Linked DNA regions of Homo sapiens: regions 1 and 3 are each linked to region 2. A link is a loop called in an ENCODE intact Hi-C map of the cell type or tissue named here. Cell type or tissue: MCF 10A. All regions are shown on one strand.

What was found. A loop is a pair of places that touch in the nucleus more often than their neighbours do. Peaks named below come from ENCODE experiments on the same cell type or tissue, not always from the same donor. Only the 100,000 strongest peaks of a DNase experiment are listed, where the experiment ranks them.
Region 1: a loop joins it to region 2, with 8 times the contacts of the local background. A loop is called at or near these places in 2 of 110 quality-filtered maps.
Region 3: a loop joins it to region 2, with 7 times the contacts of the local background. A loop is called at or near these places in 4 of 110 quality-filtered maps.

Annotation. Positions count from the first base shown.
Region 1 is chr3:95,521,376-95,523,875 of GRCh38, reverse strand. No RefSeq gene overlaps it. Among named protein-coding and RNA genes, the nearest start is that of LINC00879, 580 kb to the right of the region's middle. In MCF 10A, no CTCF peak of the experiment used is centred here; no DNase peak of the experiment used is centred here.
Region 2 is chr3:96,811,913-96,814,412 of GRCh38, reverse strand. LOC124909397 (a long non-coding RNA gene) reads left to right here and starts at 6. Exons shown (of 2, transcript XR_007095974.1): 1 at 6-378; 2 at 1,303-2,500. RefSeq lists silencers at 734-853, 914-983. In MCF 10A, CTCF peaks have their summits at 368 and 1,090; DNase peaks (open chromatin) are centred at 322 and 1,102.
Region 3 is chr3:94,861,770-94,864,269 of GRCh38, reverse strand. No RefSeq gene overlaps it. Among named protein-coding and RNA genes, the nearest start is that of LINC00879, 75 kb to the left of the region's middle. In MCF 10A, a CTCF peak has its summit at 1,396 (motif pointing left); no DNase peak of the experiment used is centred here.

The DNA of each region.
Region 1 (2,500 bases), 1.3 Mb after region 2:
GGAGTGCAGTGGCAAAATCACATCTCATTGTGGCCTTGACCTCTCAGGCTCAAGTGATTTTCCTGCCTTGAGTAACCGGGACCACAGGCTCATGCCACGATGCCTGGCTAATTTTTTTTTTTTTTTTTTTGTAGAGACAGGGGTCTCTCTATGTTGCCTAGACTGGTCTCAAACTCCTAGGCTCAAGCGATTCTCCCACCTCAGCCTCTGAAAGCGCTTAGCCTCTGAAAGTGTGAGCCACTGTGCCTGATCTCATAGTGACTACCTTTACAGTGATTGTGATTATTAAGATAGTCCAAACAGAATCCACTAAATTATACCCCCACCTCAGGACATAAACTTGTTTATGTTTACTTTAAAATATTAATTACCATTTATATCACAATCAATGTTTTTCAAATGCTTAACAGACATCAAAAAATTAAATATTTAAAAATAACACTGTAAATGGTACTGATAAACATATTTTCCCAAGGCAGTTACCAAAATATTGGTACCTTCCATAAATGTTTTAAGTACCACAATCAGGAAGAATTGTGTTAGGTAAGGATATAGTTAAAAAACTGTTGAAAGTAATTAAATACAAATATATATATTTGTGTGTGTATGTATACGTGTATGTATATGCATACATATACATACATACACGTATACACACACATATACATATACACACATATACATACACATATACACTCACGTATACATATGCACACATATATATGTATACACACACACTCTCTACATATACACACATATATATGCATACACACACACACACACATATATGTAGCAATAAATTATATGTTCTTTTTATTATCTCTCAAAATAACTTGTGGAATCCTGTAATGAGAGTGGGTAAGAGAACATTTTTTATGCTCGTTTAATTTGAACCCCTCCTAATATTGTCCAATTGTATAAATCATATTTTCTTCACCCAAACTTAGTTTCTCATGCTGATTTGTACTGAGATATTACTCCCATGTTGGTGAAAAAAATGTACAATGACACAAACATCAAATATGTTTTTAATCTCTGGTGTTTCAAGAGGAATTTCATTTGTATAATTCAGACTACCAAGCTCTTTGACATGAAGGTCTGGTCCTAAATGACCTGACATGAGGGTCAGATATATGAGAGTCAGATGGTGGGAAGAGAAAAGTAAGAAATGGTTATAATACTTAAATAATTAGAATATCGATTTGTATTTAATAAAAGGAAAAATATATTTAATTATTTAATAATACTTAAATAATTAGAATATCTAATCTAATTAGATTAGAAATCTTTACTTCATCTTAACAGTAAGAAAACACTGGTTGAGGCCAGGAGCAGTGGCTCATGCCTGTAACCCTAGCACTCTGGGAGGCCAAAGCAGGTGAATCACCTGAGGTCAGAAGTTCAAGACCAGCCTGGCCAAAATGGCGAAACCCCATCTCTACTAAAAATACAAAAATTAGCCAGGTGTGGTAGTGCACACCTATAATCCCAGCTACTCGGGAGGCTGAGGAAGGAGAATCGCTTGAACCCGAGAGGTGGAGGTTGCAGTGAGCCAAGATCGCGCCACTGCACTCCAGCCAGCGTGACAGGAGCGAGTCTCCATCTCAAAAAAAAAAAAAAAGAAAAGAAAACACTGGTTGAACTGATAAGCAACATCTTTTCTTGGGGCCATCAGAGAACTGAGGTCACTGGAAATCCTGCTACTCTAAAATCCTACAACAGATTCATCCAGAGAGATGTAGAAATAAAGATCAAATTGTTTGGAGCATAGGCACGGCTTCACATGGCTTCAGAGAAATAGATTGGGAATGTAGCAGCCAGGGAAAAAAGTAGGGGGCAGTGAGAAAAAGCTATGGAGAAACACTTGTAAAGAACAGCGCTCTCAGACACAGGCGCACTAAAGGACTGAGTTAATCGGAATTTTAGAGAATGCTTCCCCTCCCCTTCAAAGAACAATGTAACACTAACAGGCCTACAAAATTAAAAAGTATTATATATTACAAGTAATATATAATAGCATGGCATATACTATAATATGCAACATATCAATATTAGTATGTTATATAATATACACCATAGTATACACACTATACTATTGTATATTACATATTCTAATATGTACTATAATATATTAACATAATATGTCATATTAATTAATATAATAGATATACAGACATATATAATCAGAGTGGATTATAGCTGAAGACTGTCTGCGAAGTACATAATAAAAAAATAAATATAGGAGACAAAAATAAAAATCATAGAGCAGCACCTGGTGTTGTCAAAGAAAAATTGCACCGGATAAAATTAAACAGGAAAGACAGGCTTTATTTAAGATTATCACAATAAAAGAGAGAATTAAACTCTGTTAAAACAAAAAGCAAGAGAGTTTTTAAGCATTCAGGTGAACTAGTGGAAAAGTACTAGTTTTATTTTCTATTTAAAAATAAACTTTACTTATTTGATAATTTATTCCAAATAAAGTAGATCATTGTTTAAA
Region 2 (2,500 bases):
AGCCAAAAGCAGGGGAGGCGCTGCAGCTGTGAAGAGGCGTGGGGGCCGCGGGAACTTTCCTCTGGCCGGTGCGATGAAAGCCGGGCGGACGAGGTGGCTCAACGGGGCTGAGAGTGGTTCGGCCGAGGCGCGGGCTGAGCCCTCAGCACCTGGCCTGAGCGGCGTGGGCAGCAGCCTGCACCGCGGACACCTCCAACTCTGCCGCGTCTGCGCCGCACTCTGGCCGTGGCAGCGATTTTCCGGGCATCTCTGAGGCCGCCCTTAGTCCCACAAGCACTTAGCCGCCCATTTCAGAGCAGCGGCGCCGACCGTTTTAAGAGGAGTCAGTTCCCGACACCGCCTCCCACTTACTTCTCCACATTTCCACCGCTGGAGGGGGTGAGTGCCGTGGACAGGCGCTCCCGTCCGGGGACAGCTCAGCGGCGGCAGTCAGCCCGACCCTCCTCCGCGCGGGTCGCCCAAACTTGACCAGCAGAGCGAGCGGCTCAGCGCAGTAGCCGCCTTCGCGGCTTCCAGTTGTAGAAAAGCAAAGCGCCGGGAGGAAGCAGCAGAGGGGGGGTTACATGAGGCTGGAAAGTGGCGGGTGTACGGCGCCCGGGATCGCCGAGGTCCTTGCGTCGCCTTGCGGAGGTGACTTCGCGGTGGAGGTCACGAGCATCGTCGCAGCCTTGACGCTGGGATTCAGGGGTCCCCGAGCGTCCACGGCGTGGTGGCGTCGGGCCGCGCTCTCCTAGCAGTCCAAGGGCCGAGTGGCGCGTGGCCACATCCACAGCAGCGCAGGGGCGCCGTGGGCTGACGGCTCTCCCCGCGCGAGCCGCCCCCTCGCGGCACCCACTCCCTCCCCGCGCTCGGGTCTCCCGGAAGCCGAGGCGCGGGCCACTTGGTGGGACTCCGCGGCCCCCGCCCCAGGGCCGGGGCAACGCGGCGTGCTGACTGGGAGGACCCTCGGCGTCCGCGGTCTCCACCACCTCGCCCCGCGGCGGAGGCGGGCGCCCAGGGCAGGGACGGAGCCCGGAGCGCTGCAGAGCCCGGCCAAGCCCAGCCTTCTCCCGGCCTGGCAGCCGCGGCTCGGATGCCGCCAGTTCGGCGCTAGAGGGGGTTAGTCGACAACAAAAATGCCTGCACCGCTCGCAGGTGGAGGCGGCTCATCAGGCCAGGAACCGAAAGGAGGGAGGGATGCTGTCAGGCTAAACTTAACGCCTTGGTTAAGGGCGCGTCAAGGAAACCGTATCGCTTGGGTGGGGATTTCCGTGATACTTTATTTGTTACTAGTATTTCCAACATCATTTTTCTTTCTTGAAGGGACTTCGGCTATCACAGTCGAGGGAGGTTGAAAACCCCACTTCAAAACCCGTCGGAATGTTTTGAGAAAATGTGGATGGTAATGGAGAAATGTGAACAGAGGAGAGAAAGTAGCGGTCTTGTAAAGGATATACGATATTTTCCAAGTGGGCAGAAAGCACAGGAGGGAAATGGCACAGTGACAAGAGGTCAGGGGAGCGGGAGATGGAGCCAAGGGTCGGCGTTTGACGCTTACAGAGTTCTGGAAGGGAAAGGACCCTTCTATTCCATGCATTCCTGCGCTGCGATGTTTTTGTGCCACACACCATAGCTGAAGAAGTTTCACTTAATGCCTTACAGTAAATTGGAAGGAAAGAAAGAATGAGAGCAAGAAATGTCCCATGTCAAAAATTCTGCTGCGTGGAGAGAAATGGTGAAATACAAGCGATTTGGAGAATGTGAGGAAGGGTTCTGATTGGTGACTATACTCTCATTCTCATTAGGAATTCATACACCTCTGCCTCTCTTTGAAGGTGTGTCCACACCAACTTAAATGTATGCAAATCATTTCTAAAAAGATACCATGTGTGGAGTTTATATATCGGCACTTAAGAGTAAAATCTGACTTTGATACTCATTTTGCCACTCTTACTGATATTGATTGACCACATGAGCATTTGCAAACTCATTTTAGAGTTTATAAACTCAGTTACAAAATAAAAAGACTACATTATCACCATTATAATATAAATCATTGTGTCTAAATAATGTTCTTAGAAATTTCTAATGATTCATTATCTGATAATTTTATTCAAAATCTCTTTTTATATACTGTCAAAAATATGTTTCCATGACCTTTTATAATTAAATTTTCATTTTTAAATGTTGGCTTACAGTAAATCTATAAACTTCATTAATAATTCACTAAAAGAAAAATCGTTCAAGAAAGTCCTTATAAATTGAAGGAATGTATAATATTATTATTTTAAAAATATAAACCATGTGAATCTATTTCTATACTTTTACTTTTGAAATTAACTAGACTTGCAAGGGAAACATTTTTAATGGAACATCACCAAAAAGAAGTTATTTCAGTATAATTCCTAACATAAAATATTTTAAAATCAAAGTTTAAAATCAAGTTCTGATGTTTTACTTGAGTGTTGCATTTTAGAGAATATGTTATAAAACACCAAGAAGTTTCACTTAAAATTAGACT
Region 3 (2,500 bases), 2.0 Mb after region 2:
GCACCTATTCTCTTGGATTAGGAGTTTCAGTGGCCTCCCTGCACCATGCAGAGAACTTGGGCCTGAGGAGGTTCCCCAAATCCATGCCTAGGCACATCGCTAGGGGCTTGGTGGCCACCTACCAGACACTCTTCAGTGCTGTTTTTTGTGACTGCCGTTGGGTGACTTGTAGGCAGGATTATCTGGTCCAGCCCTGTTGTGGGAAGTCAGGGACCCCAAATGGAGGGACCGGCTGGAGCCACAGCAGAGGAACATAAATTGTGAAGATTTCATGGACATTTATCAGTTCCCAAATAATACTTTTATAATTTCTTATGCCTGTCTTACTTTAATCTTTTAATCCTGTTATCTTTGTAAGCTGAGGATGTACATCACCTCAGGACCACTGTGATAATTCTGTTGACTTACAAATTGTTTGTAAAACATGTGTGTTTGAACAATATGAAATGAGTGCACCTTGAAAAAGAACAGAATAACAACGATTTTTAGGGAACAAGGGAAGACAGTCATAAGGTCGACTACCTGCAGGGTCGGGCAAAAAGAGTTATATTTTTCTTTCTGCAGAGAGCCTATAAATGGAAGTGCAAGTAGGTGAGATATCGCTAAATTCTTTTCCTAGCAAGGAATATTAATATTAATACCCTGAGAAAAGAATGCATGCCCGGGGGGAGGTCTATAAACGGCCTCTCTGGGAATGTCTGTCTTATGTGGTTGAGATAAGGACTGAGATATGCCTGGTCTCCTGAAGTACCCTCAGACTTATTAGGGTGGGGAAAAACTCCGCCCTGGTAAATTTGTGGTAAGACCAGTTCTCTGCTCTTGAACCCTGTTTTCTGTTGTTTAAGATGTTTATCAAGACAATAAGTGCACCACTGAAAGTAGACCCTTATCAGTAGTTCTGCTTTTGCCCTTTGTCGTGTGATCTTTGTTGGACCCTTGGCAGTAGTTCTCCTTTTTGCCCTTTGAAGTATCTGATCTACTCCCTGTTCTTACACCCCCTCCCCTTTTGAAACCCTTAATAAAAAACTGCTGGTTTGAGGCTCAGGTGGGTGTCATGGTCCTACTGATACGTGATGTCATCCCCAGAGGCCCAGCTGCAAAATTCCTCTCTTTGTACTCTTTCTCTTTATTTCTCAGCCAGCTGACACTTATGGAAAATAGAAAGAACCTATGTTGAAATATTGGTGGCAGGTTCCCCTGATACAGCCCCACCCATCTTGCCCCCTGCCACCCCCACCACTCAGGGTTGAGAAGAGAGCTCAAACTATGCAATGCACTGGATCAGCCCATTGAGTGTGGTGACAGAGACCTCCCAGTAAACAAGGATGAAGTATATACCCATCCACATTGGCAGCAGCTGGACTTTAACTATCATTGCCATCTACTGGCCTGTAGGTTGAACTGCGCAGGCCAATAAAAAGCCTGCTGACAGAAATGAATAGAGCTGTAGAAGCAAAACCAAAATACTCTAGCCGACATTCTCTAATAGGATACGCAGGGATGAAGGGGAAGAAAATAATAATAATAATAGTAATATATAATAAATAATAATATTAAAACTTGGAAAGAAAAGAAAACAATTTTATCTGCATGAAAATAATCACAAAAATTAGAAGTTTTAGCATCTCCAGATAAGAAAGAACCAGCACAAAAATTTTGACATCATTAAAAATCTGAATGTTTTGAAATCACCAAAGGATTACACTAGCTCTTCAAAGCATGGGTTGCAAGGAAACTCAATAGGATCCAGGACAATGTGTAAAATAACACATAGAAACTTCTAAGGCAATCTAGGAAATGAAGGAGGAGAAAAACATTTTAAAAATAAATCAGTTAGAGCTTCTGAAATTAAAAAATTCACTTAAGGAATTCCAAAATATAACTGAAAGCCTTAACAATAGAACAAACAAAGCAGACAAAAGAATTTCAAAGCTTGAAGACAAGTCTTTTGAACTAACCCAGCCAGACAATAATGTACACAAAATTTTATTTTTAATTAACAAGGTCTTCTAGAAATATTGGACATGTAAAGAGACCAAGTCTACAAATTATTTGCATTCCTGAGAGAGGAGAAAAAGTAAACAATCTGGAAAATATATTTGAGAGAATAATATAAGAAAATTTTTCTGGTCTTGTTAGAGAGGTAGATATCCAGGTACAAGAAATCCAGAGAGTACCTGTGAGATATTTTTTAAAAAATGAAAATCACCAAGGCATGAAGTCACCAGACTGTCCAATGTCAACATTAAATAAAAAATCGTAATAGTAGACAGAGAAAAAAGTCAGACCACATACAAAGGGAACCCATCAGGCTAACAGCAGACTTCTCAGTAGAAACCTTGCAAGCCAGAAAAGGGTAGGGTACTATTTTCAGCATTCTTAAGGAAAAGAATTTCCAACCTGGAATTATATATTCTGCCAATCTTAGCTTCATAAGAAAGGAGAAATAAAACATTTTCCAGACAAATAATTGCTAAGGGAATGTATTACCACTAGACCA